Linked DNA regions of Homo sapiens: all the other regions are linked to region 1. Evidence: read pairs that join two places in POLR2A ChIA-PET (ENCODE). Cell type or tissue: CD4-positive, alpha-beta T cell. All regions are shown on one strand.

What was found. ChIA-PET counts read pairs that join two places held together with the same protein. Peaks named below come from ENCODE experiments on the same cell type or tissue, not always from the same donor. Only the 100,000 strongest peaks of a DNase experiment are listed, where the experiment ranks them.
Region 2: POLR2A ChIA-PET joins it to region 1 with 5 read pairs; 2 of 35 experiments call an interaction of 5 or more read pairs at or near these places.
Region 3: POLR2A ChIA-PET joins it to region 1 with 5 read pairs; 2 of 35 experiments call an interaction of 5 or more read pairs at or near these places.

What each region holds. Positions count from the first base shown.
Region 1 is chr18:12,774,102-12,778,101 of GRCh38, reverse strand. No RefSeq gene overlaps it. Among named protein-coding and RNA genes, the nearest start is that of LINC01882, 27 kb to the right of the region's middle. In CD4-positive, alpha-beta T cell, no CTCF peak of the experiment used is centred here; a DNase peak (open chromatin) is centred at 2,071; H3K4me3 peaks cover 2,486 bases; H3K27ac peaks cover 487 bases.
Region 2 is chr18:12,845,216-12,849,215 of GRCh38, reverse strand. All of the region lies in intron 2 of PTPN2 (protein tyrosine phosphatase non-receptor type 2), which reads left to right. Among named protein-coding and RNA genes, the nearest start is that of PTPN2, 37 kb to the left of the region's middle. In CD4-positive, alpha-beta T cell, no CTCF peak of the experiment used is centred here; no DNase peak of the experiment used is centred here.
Region 3 is chr18:13,140,685-13,144,684 of GRCh38, reverse strand. No RefSeq gene overlaps it. Among named protein-coding and RNA genes, the nearest start is that of LDLRAD4, 76 kb to the left of the region's middle. In CD4-positive, alpha-beta T cell, no CTCF peak of the experiment used is centred here; no DNase peak of the experiment used is centred here.

The DNA.
Region 1 (4,000 bases):
TGCGAGTCCCCAGCATCGCCCTCTGCGTGGAGCGGGGTCTGCAGAGCCGGCCCGAGCCCGGCCGCCCCCACGGCCTGCACCTGCAGTCCCCTAAGTATTCCCTGGGGCTGGGCCGGGGCTTGGCCCGCGGCTAACGCTGAGCAGTGATTTCATGCGAGGGGAGCATCTGCGCAGGGCGATCTGGAAAGTTCTCCCGCTGGCTGTGGAGTCGTCCTGCCTGAGAGGCGCCAGCACCAGCGTGCCTGGGCCCGCAGCCGTGCTGAGTGGGTCTCCGGGGTTTTATGGGAAGCTCCGAGAGCCCAGTCCGTGGCCACGCACCTGCCCACGGCTCCCCGGGAGGCACAGGCCCCGGCTCACTTCCCCACTCAAAACGCCGCAGGGGCTTGTGCCGTTCGCAGCCTCCGATCAGGAATGGTGCAGGGAAGCCGGTTCCAGGAAGGGCCCCGCCTCGGAGCGGGGTGGCGCAGCCCCAGGGGAGGGCCCTCAGCCCGCTCGGGAGCCCGGACGGCGCCAGCACAGCGCCTACAGCACGCCGCGCCACGGCCCCCGCTTTGGAGAAGTCTCAGGAAACGGCGAGGAAGAAGATACGTTGGAAGCAGCACCGTGAACTATTCCCCACCTGAAGGAAGAAGCTCGTTCCCTTTTGGCTCCAGGACTATTCGGGGTGGGCCTGTTGCCCTGAAACTGAGAGGTGACAGCCTGCTGGCAGCCCTCGCAGCCCTCGCTCCCTCTCGGCGCCTCCTCTGTCTGGGCACCCACTCTGGCGGCGCTCGAGAAGCCCTTCAGCCCGCTGCTGCACTGTGGGAGCCCCTTCCTGGGACGGCCGAGGCCGGAGCCGGCTCCCTCAGCTTGCGAGGAGGTGTGGAGAGAGGCATGGGCGGGAACCTGGGCTGCGTGCGGCGCTTGCGGGCCAGCTAGAGTTCCGGGTGGGCATGGGCTTGGCGGGCCCCACACTCGGAGCGGCCGGCCGGGCCGCCGGCCCCGGGCAGTGAGGGGCTTAGCACCCGGGCCAGCAGCTGCGGAGGGTGCGCCGGGTCCCCCAGCAGTGCCTGCCCACCGGCGCTGCGCTCGATTTCTCTCCAGGCCTTAGCTGCCTCCCCGCCGGGCAGAGCTCAGGACCTGCAGCCTGCTATGCCTGAGCCTCCCCCCACCCCCCTGCCGCCATGGGCTCCTGCGTAGCCCGAGCCTCCCAGACGAGCGCCGCCCCCTGCTCCACGGCGCCCGATCCCATCGACCGCCCAAAGGCTGAGGAGTGCGGGCGCAGTGCGCGGGACTGGCAGGCAGCTCCACCAGCGGCCCTGATGCGGGATCCACTGGGTAAAGCCAGCTGGGCTCCTGAGTCTAGTGGGGACTTGGAGAACATTTATGTCTAGCTAAGGGATTGTAAATACACCAATCGGCACTCTGTATCTAGCTCAAGGTTTGTAAACTCACCAATCAGCACCCTGTGTCTAGTTCAGAGTTTATGGATGCACCAATCAGCGCTCTGTGTCTAGCTAATCTGGTGGGGACTTGGAGAATCTGTCTAGCTAAGGGATTGCGAATACACCAATTGGCGCTCTGTATCTAGCTCAAGGTTTGTGGATGCACCAATCAGCACTCTGTGTCTAGATCAAGGTTTGTAAGTGCACCAATCAGCGCTCTGTGTCTAGCTGATCTGGTGGGGACCTGGAGAACCTTTATGTCTAGCGAAGGGATTGCGAATACACCAATCGCCACCCTGTATCTAGCTCAAGGTTTGTAAATGCACCAATCAGCACTCTGTATCTAGCTAATCCAGTGGGGATGTGGAGAACTTTTGTGTTTAGCTCAGGGATTGTAAACACACCAATCAGCACCCTGCCAAAACGGGCCAATCAGTTCTCTGTAAAACAGACCAATCGGCTCTCTGTAAAATGGACCAATCAGCAGGATGTGGGTGGGGCCAGATAAGTGAATAAAAGCAGGCTGCCCAAGCTCGCAGTGGCAACCCACTCAGATTCCGTTTCATAGTGTGGAGGTTTTGTTCTTTCACTCTGCAGTAAATCTTACTGCTGCTCAGTGTTTGGGTCTGTGCTACCTTTATGAGCTGTAACACTCACGGTGGAAGCCTGCAGTCTCACTCCTGAGGCCAGGGAGACCACGAACCCACCAGGAGGAATGAACAACTCCGGAGGCGCAGACTTAAGAGCTGTAACACTCACCGCGAAGGTCTGTAGTTTCACTTTTGAACCAGCGAGACCATGAACCCGCCAGAAAGAAAAAACTGCCAACACAGCCGGACATCAGAAGGAACAAACTGGGGACACGCTGCCTTTAAGAAACATAACAGGCACCGTGAGGGTCCACGGCTTCATTCTTGAAGTTAGTGAGACCAAGAACCCACCTAATCCCGGGCACAAAACCACCTCAATCTCCCAAAGACCGAAAGCCCTGGTGTCGCTGGGACCAGAGGTGAGACGTGGAACACGTGGGGAAGATGAGAAGGCGCTGGAGAAGGAGGGTGGTGGTCGCAGATGGGAATGTGGTGGAGCCAATGAGCTGTGCGGGTAAAAATGGTTGATAGAAATTGATGTATATTTTACCACAATTGTGTGTGTGTGTGTTTGTGTGAGAGTTCTGTTTATCTGCACAATAGGATTGTACTCGTAGTTTGCAGTGTTGTTGAGAGAAAGAAATAGGATCTTAAAGTGCTTATCACAGCATCTAGCGCCTTTTAAATACTGAAGAATAGTAATACGATTAGCAGCCGAAGAATGTGCTATTTATATTAAAATAAAAAATACATCAGGCCATCCCTCAGCGAGGCAGCCAAAGTTAGCACCTACGCAATGAGCCATGCTGGTGGTGTGTGCTTTTGCATGGGTGTGAAAAGCTATGCTCTCAGCAGACCCAAAACCCCATCTAATCACGAGAAAAACAGCAGACACATGCCAGCTGAGAGGATAGCGGGCCAGGCCTCCTCAAAACTGATGGGCTCATCAGCAACAAGGAAAGTGTGAGGAACTCTTAGCTTGGGAGGAGCCTGCGGAGAGTAACTACAACCACCACCGGCAACGGGGCATCCTGGGCCGGCTCCCAGACCAGAAAATGACATCAGGTAAAAACTAAAGGAAGCTGAATAAATGGTGGGCTTTAGTTATAACAGTGGATCAGCATGAGTTCATTAATTGTGACAAATTTGCCATTCTAATGTAAGATGTTAAGAGGAGAAACCGGGTGTGGGGCATATAGGAACTCTGTGTTAGCTTGGCAATTGTTCTATAAATCTACAACGAATCTAAAATGTAACAATTATTGGAAAGGAGGACTGAAAAGATTCAAGAGAAAGTGATAATATTGAAGACAGGGGAAGAAACTGACATACAGATAATAGGAGTCCCTGAAGAAGAAATCCAAAGTGAATAGAACAGTGAAATTTGTAAATCAAGAAAAGTTTCCTGAAATAAAATTTGAAACTACATACTGAGAAACTATATATACATTTATATTTTTTAAGACGGGGGGGGGGTCTCGCTCTCTTGCCCAGGCTGGAGTGCAGTGGCGCCTTCCAAGCTGCTCCCTGAGCCTGGCTCCCAGGCATCGCACAGGCACTTGGTGCTGGCAAAAGTAGCCTTTTTTTTTTTTTCACTTATTTATTTTTATTTATTTATTTATTTATTTTGAGATGGAGTCTTGCTCTCTCTCCTAGGCTGGAGTGAAGTGGTGGGATCTCGGCTCACGGCAACCTTTGCCTCCCGGGTTCAAGTGATTCTCCTACCTCAGCCTCCCAAGTAGCTGGGGCTATAGGTGCCCGGCACCATACCCAGCTAATTTCTGTATTTTTAGTAGAGAAGGGGTTTTGCCATGTTGGCCAGGCTGGTCTTGAACTCCTGATTTCAGGTGATCCGCCTACCTTGGCCTGCCAAAGTGCTGGGATTACAGGTGTTAGCCACCGCGCCTGGCCTCAAATGTAATTTAATTTGTTAAACTTACTGCAGAATGTTTCCAATATACAGAACAGTATGGAGAATCGTGTTAT
Region 2 (4,000 bases), 71 kb before region 1:
AGTGTGGAAAGATTATTTAAAGTCCTTGCTGAGGATTAAAAATGACACATAGCAAGCTAGAAATAGAAGGGAACTTCTAAGATTTCTAAGAGATAACTGCAACAACATCACTCATAATGATGACATGATGAAAGCATTGTTTTAAAAAAATATTGGGAACAAGGTAAGTGTGTTCATTCTTACCACTTATACTTAACATTATACTTCTGTCTCCCTGACCTTATACTCTAGGTCCTAGTTAGTACAGTAAGCAAGAATGAGAAATAAAAGCCATAAGGATTGGAAAGAAATAAATTAACTGTCTTTTAATCTGTTTATGAGGCCACTATAGAACTTTCATAGCCAAAGCAGGAAGGTTCAGTAAGAGGAATAAAAGTATAAAAGTTTTATCTGTTGCTATATAACAAACCACCCCAAAACAGTGGCTTAAAACAATAGGAGACATTTATTATGTTCACAAATCTAGGGGTTGACTAACCCCACATAGGTGATTCTTGCTCAAGGTCTTTTGTGTAATTGCATTTCAAATGGGGGCTGGGGCTGGAGTCACCTTGAAGAAGCAACTTCTTTACTCTTGTTGACTGTGACCTCAACTGGGCTGTCACCAGGAACACCTACACAAGGCATCTCTATGAGACCTGGACTTTATCACAAGGCAACTGAGTTTCAAGAGTGAGCATTCTTAGAGAGCAAGGCAGAAGCTTCATTGCCTTTTGTGACCTAGCCTTAGAAGTCACATACAACTTCCACAACATTCCGTTTGAGAAGTAACTCACTAAGGCCATGCATGTTCAAGGAGAGGGTACTTAATACTCTTATTAGTTTGATGGAGGAAGTATCAGTGAATTGTGGACATATTTTAAAACCATCACCACTATAGATGATACGAATTGCTTCGTAGATAACCCCTCTAGAAATGTGCAGACAAGTCAAAGAATTATTAAGAAACATTTTGATAGTCTTAGAATTATAAGATGATAGACCTTCAAATCATTAAAAAGAAACCTTTAAACTTACCAGAAAGTGCTTGTCATCTTTCTTAGTAATAGCAGATTTAGATAAAAACTTAGTTCTATAATAATAATCCGAATAAGTATAGATTTAAGTTAAATTTTATGGTAACTATTATGTAAATATTTGCTAACATTTTTTCTTATCCCATTAAAGTTTGAAAATAAAGACCAGATGTCAGTGTAGTGCTTTACCTTCTCAAAATCCGTTGTTGACAGCTTTTTTACTAAAAGATTTTCTCACTCACTGTTAGGGTCTTTAGTTCTATCTTCAATTTTTTTTTTTTTTTTTTAAATATTCAGTTTTGGCCTAGTGCAGTGGCTTATGCCTGTAATCCCAGCACTTTAGGAGGCAGAGGTGGGTGGATCACCTGAGGTCAACATGGTGAAACCCCGTCTCTACTAAAAATACAAAATTAGTTGGGCGTGGTGGCTGGCATCTGTAATCCCAGCTACTTGGGAGGCTGAGGCAGGAGAATTGTTTGAACCTGGGAGGTGGAGGTGACAGTGAGCCGAGATTGCGCCATTGCATTCCAGCCTGGGCAACAAGAGCGAAAAAAAACTCCCTCTCAAAAAAAAAAAAAAAAATCTTTAATTTTAATCAAAGCCAAATCAAAGCTATTTATGATGTTAATAATTTATTCCTGCGGGCTATTGATGCACTGGAGTGGTTCCAAGGAAGAAGAACTAGAACTCTTAGAGAAGAAGCTAGCATTGATTAGACAGGGAAAGAGAAAACCTAAACAGAGCAGCATGATAGCTGACTTTAGATACCTGAACTTTTACATGGAAAAAAGAGTTCTTTATCCTGTGTTAAGCCCAAAATATAGAACTAGGGTTCATGAGCGAATAATAGCACTGGTGAATATCAGGTTAGCATTAGCTCTTAAGAGCTGTTTTAAACCTACAAACGAACCCTCTGAACTAGTACACTTGTTATTGGAGGTATTCACGCAGAGGGTGGATCTTCTCACTGTCAGATCTTCTAGAGAATATTTGTGAATGAATTATAGAGGGTTGCATTAGATTACTTTGGTCTATTTCTTGTATGCTTCATTTCTTGCCCCTGTTCATCTCTTTCTCACCAATTTCCCGCATTCACCTTTCTGTCCTATTACATTGTGAATTCCTTAACAGATGAAACTTTTTTTTTTTTTGGACTGACAAAAATCTTGTACATAGTTTTGTCATAGGGTAGTAAAGAGAGTATTAAAGATATCATTAAGTTTCTCTTTCTCTGTCCCTGAATAATTAAATCTATAAAGCACTTGGGGTTGGGCCCACATGTGGAAGGCATGTGAGTAAAGGTGGTAATGTCCTTGAAAAAGAAGCCTGTAATATTGGGTTAGCATTGCTGTATCCAGGTATGAATGCATGGTTTTCAGTGAGTATAGATACACAGATAAATATGAACATAGGTATGTGTATATACCTATATTTCTTATCCCTGTCCACTGGGAAATCTTGAGAGCAGCGATAGCTGATGAGCCATTGGGCATGCTTAGCTTTTGATACCAAATTTTATTCTCCACTAGGAGGAGAATAGAGCTTTGGAGAAATGGCTGGTTCCACGTCTGCGACAGGGAAAGTGTAAGAATAGCCTGGAATGTCTTGTAGTGACAGAACATAAAGACATGCCCAAAAAATGATGAAGACATATCAGAAGGATGTAGAAGCCAAGCTGAGTCCACTGGCCAAACCTGGGATAATCTGAGCATGAAAATAAATAATGGTTACAACCTATTGAATAAAATAGGAATTAATGTGTCTATACTGATGTAAAGAAACAAATGAATACATAAATGAGGGATAGGGAAAGTTCTACCTTTGTATAGGTTGCCAACTAATAAATATTGAAATGGATACTAAAGTTGGTGGGTGAAAATTTGGTGAAGAACAAGGTATTTACATAATCTTGAAGTATCCCTTTACAAAATACTTATTAAATATAAGAAGAGGAATAGTACCTCTACACTGGAGAAGTCTGGCCAACACCAGCCTTAAATATGTGGTCATGACCAGTCATGAGATATACCATGTCAGAATCCTGAACCACCCGATAAGATGCAGTGAATACTTAGCATCTTTCTGAGATGAACATGCCAAAAATATACAAACTGAACTCATCTATAGGGAAATAGATATCTGACAACTCAAATGGAGGAACACTATAAAACAACTGACTTACAGTTTCAAAAGGTTAAAAAATACCGTGAAAGAACAGATTGTATCCTTTTGTTTAAAGGACATTATTGGGACAGTTGGTAGAACTTGAATGGTGTCTGGGTTAGTAAAGTATCACTGTTAATTTTATAATTTCGATGGCTATACTATGAGTAAGTAGGATTATGTCATTGTAGAAGATAAAAAAATGGAATAATCAGGTATGTTTGCAACTTGCTGTCATGACTTGGGAAGAAAATTCTTTGTGCTTGGAATTTTTCTGTAAGTTTTAAAATTATTTAAACATACAAATTAAAAATACATATAAACTTGAGGTACTGAATCCTAGCCAGTACATGAAGTCAAGAAAAGGAAATAAAAGGCATACAGGTTGGAAGGGAAGAAATAAAAATGACCTTATTAGCAGATGACATGTAGAAGATTGCAAAGAATCTACCCAACAATGTCCTAGAACTAATAAGTGAGTTAAACGAGGTTGTGGGATACAAGGTCAGCATACAGAAGCCAATTGTATTCCTGTATATTAACAACAAACACGTGGAAACCAAGATTAAAAACACATTGTTGTTTACAGTTGCTCTAAGAAAATGGAATATGTTGGAATAAATCTAACAAAATACATATAGGATCTGTATGTTGAAAGCACCAAACACATGGATAAAAGAAATCAAAAGATGACCTAAATAAATGAAAAAGGCCTACCATGTTCATGGATTGGAAGACTTAGCATAGTGAATCAGTCCTCCCCAAATTGTTCTATAGATCTATAGTGACTCATAGTGTCAAATTGTTCCTAAAGATCTAAC
Region 3 (4,000 bases), 370 kb before region 1:
ATAGCAAAAGAGGGATCATCAAGGGTGGGTCTGACCTATTCAGATGAGCCCTTTGAAGCCTGGAGTTTGATGCACTCTGCTGGTCTGGAAGAAAGCAAGCCCAGTCAGCTCTTCATATCCACGGTTCCACATGCATGGATTAAACCAACTACTTACCAAAAATACAGTATTTGTGGAATGCAGAACCCGCAGATCTGGAGAGTGGATGCTGCCTCTTCCTACCCACGGGTTCTGCAGGGCCGACTGCAGGTCAGGAGAACCTGCTGATTTTGCTATCTGCACAGGTCCCAGGAACCCAGGACCAATCCCCCACAGATACCAACCAGGAAAGGACGCATCTATGTTGTGATCTGCTGAAGAAGCTGGGAAACCTCTAGGAGGAGACAGGGACTCCTGGCTGATGGCCAAGAAGAAATTGAATGCTGCCAAATACTGAATGAGTTTGGAAGAGGATTCCAAGCTGCAGATGAGAATGTAGCTGACTGACACCTCGATTTCAGCCTCCTGAGACCATGAGCAGAGAATCCGCCAGGCAGTGCTGGCTTCTGACCTACAGAACTGTGAGAAAAAGGCAGGCATTATTTTCAGCCACTGAGTTTGTGGTAGTTTTGAAACCTGACCAATTGTCCCATAAAACTGATGTTTATCATTTCTTTTGAATAAACATAGAAATTGACCCTCTCAGTCTTAAAACTTGAGAAAGTTACATTTGTCTTATCTGAGTTCCTTTCTCAGGAAACCGACCATCAGGACTCCCAGGTAGTATCAAGGAGCTGAAACTTACAAGCTCACAGCCTCTGGAGGATGAGTGGCCAGGCCCTCAACCCTCATGATTGCCTGAGCACCACCTGCTGCCTGTTGACCAACTCCTCTTCCTCATTCTTCCCTAATTACTGTTTTCCTGCATGTAGTTACATTTCTTCCCTTCTATATAAACTCCCAATTTTAGATAGTCAGAGAGACGGACTTGAGACTGAATTCCCATCTCTTCAGCTGCAGCACCCGATTAAAGCTTTCTTCCCTGCCAATACTGGTTGTCTTGATGACTGGCTTTCTGTGCTGTGAGCAGCAGGACCTAGACCAAACCCCTGGTGTTTGGGTAATCATTTGTTATGCAACAATAGAAAACTAATATAGGGGATGCAAACACAATATGCATTTGTTTATCTGTATACACTCCTCTGTCCTCTGCTAGATTTTTTTTTTTTTTTTTGGCAGGATCTTGCTGTCACCCAGACTGGATGGAGTTCAGTGGTGTGATCCTGGTTCATTGCAGCCTCCACATCCTGTATTCAATTGATACTCCTATCCCAGCCTCCCAAGTAGCTGGGACTACAGGCATGCACCACTGGGCCAGGCTAATTTTTGTATTTTTTGTAGAGATGGAGTTTTGCCGTGTTGCCCAGGTTGATCTCAAACTCCTGGCCTCAAGCAATCCACCCGCCTTGGCCTCCTGATGTGCTAGGATTACAGGCGTGAGCCACCATGCTCAGCCTCCATTTCTAATAAGAGTAAATCTGCTTTGCATACTGGTGGGCAATTTGGCTTTTCACTCAATAATATAGCTTACATTTTTATATCACAACACAAAGCTACTCATTCTATTTTACATGTGTGCGGTGTTGAGTTGCATGAACCAAGATGCGTGTCATCTGTCCTCCAAAAGCAGCACTGAGGTCACTTCTGTTGTGTTATCTGTGCATGCCATGCTGCAGTGAAGCTCCTGGAAGTCATGCCTGTATGCCCTGTGTGTTTACACAGGAGGGACTCTAAAAAGGGAGCTCTGACTGTGTTTGTCTGTTGGAAGCTGAACTTCCAGGTTCCACTCCGTTCCTGGCATCCAGGTTCTTACAGGCTGCTCTGATGCTACTCACTGCTCTGTGTCTTGTGGCTCAGTGAAGAAGAAAGGGGACTCTTGAGCCAACAAGAAGAGTTAGGGCTGGTTGGGTAGACAGCGGGTGTGGGTCTTGGGTCCTTCCTCCTTCCAGAGGGAGGTGGCTGCTGTAGAGACAGCCTCAGCCCCTTTCCCTGAGCAGGGTGACTAAGTTGGTAAAGGCCTCTACAATGTTTCTAGCATGTCTTGGTGTTGAACTGCTCCACTGAGAACATTACATGGGCTCAAGGCTTCAATTTCCTCCATCCAGAAAAGATGGACGTCTCTAATACCAATTAAGTATGCCTAGGATGAGCGGGGCCTCTCTTAGGACCAGGGGGCATCTGCCCAAGTGCATTGTGAAATTGAAGCATTAATACCCAGTGAGGGCCAAGTCAGGACAGTCACAGTAGAGCCAACAATGGTGACCTCTCCTTCCCAAACCTCTAGGGAGTCCGCTGGGTTTACGCAGGCCTGCAAATCTGCACCGTCCTTGGCGATGGCCCTGGAGGCAGCCTGTGTGTCAGGGAAATGTCAGAAGCATGGCGGCCACCTGCTGTAAGAATAGAAGGCCCTGGGAACCTAGGCGGCCGGTGCATCTGACAGAAGCCTGGAACCCGAGACCTGGCAGAGACTCACCAGGGACCTCCCACCGTTAAACACTGTGCTAGGTTGGCCAGGCACGGTGGCTCACGCCTGTAATCCCAGCACTTTGGGAGGCCGAGGCAGGCAGATCACGAGGTCAGGAGATCGAGACCATCCTGGCTAACACAGTGGAACCCCGTCTCTACTAAAAATACAAAAAATTAGCCAGGCGTGGTGGCGGGTGCCTGTAGTCCCAGCTGCTCGGGAGGCTGAGGCAGGAGAATGGCGTGAATCCGGGAGGCAGAGCTTGCAGTGAGCTGAAATCGCGCCACTGCACTCCAGCCTGGGTGACAGAGTGAGACTCTGCCTCAGAAAAAAAAAAAAAAAAAAAAAAAAAAAAAACAAACCGCTGTGCTAGGTTTTGCCTGTTTGGTTGTTTAGCAGGAAAAAAAAGAAAAACAAACAGAAATACATACATACATACATACATACATACATACATACATACATACATACATAATGTCCAAGGATATCCGTTGGTGAGCAGGACAAAACCCTGCCCCTACAGTTTCATTCTGTGACACACAGGACCTCAGTGGGTGAAAGGTACTTTGGTGTCAAACTAGAGGGGAGAGGGATTGGGAGGATGAGAAGTGGGAGTTTTATTCAGAGAAGTTAAGGAAGACCTCACGAAAAAGCCACGCGAGGAACACACAAGGAAGGAGGTGAGAGTCAGATGCAGGGGTCTTGGGTGAGAACATTCCAGGCCAAGGGAGCAGCAGGTGCCAGGCCCCGAGGCGGGGCAGGCCTGGAGCACTGGGCAACCCACATGCCACATGGAGGAAGTGGCTCTCACCACCATCCTGGCCTCTGGAGTCCTTCACATGAGTCACAGAAGAAAAACTTGTTATATCTGAGTATTATTTTTGTGATCTTACTCTTTGACTTAAAACATTTTTTATTGCAGACATTTTATTTATTTATTTATTTATTTATTTTTTATTTATCGAGATGGAGTCTCGCTCTGTCGTCCAGGCTGGAGTACAGTGGCGCAATCTCGGCTCACTGCAACCTCTGCCCCCTGGGTTCAAGCAATTGTCCTGTCTCAGCCTCCCTAGTAGCTGGGATTACAGGTGTGCACTATCACGCCTGGCTAATTTTTGTATTTTTATTAGAGTCGGGGTTTCGCCATGTTGGCCAGGCTGGTCTCGAACTCCTGACCTCAAGTCATCTGCCCACCTTGGCCTCCCAAAGTGCTGGGATTACAGGCATGAGTCACCGCGCCCAGCCAACATTTTACACAAAAGTGGCTGGATGTGGTGGCTCATCCCTCTAATCCCAGCATGTATTGTTCAAGCTCAGTAGTTCACCACCAGCCTGGGCAATGTGGCAAATCCCTGTCTCTACAAAAAAAAAAAAAAAAAAAAAAAAGAAAGAAAAAAAATAGCCGGGGGTGGTGGCATGCACCTGTGGTCCCAGCGACTTAAGAGGGTGAGGTTGGAGGATCACTTGAGCTTGGGAGGCAGAGGTTGCAGTGAGCCA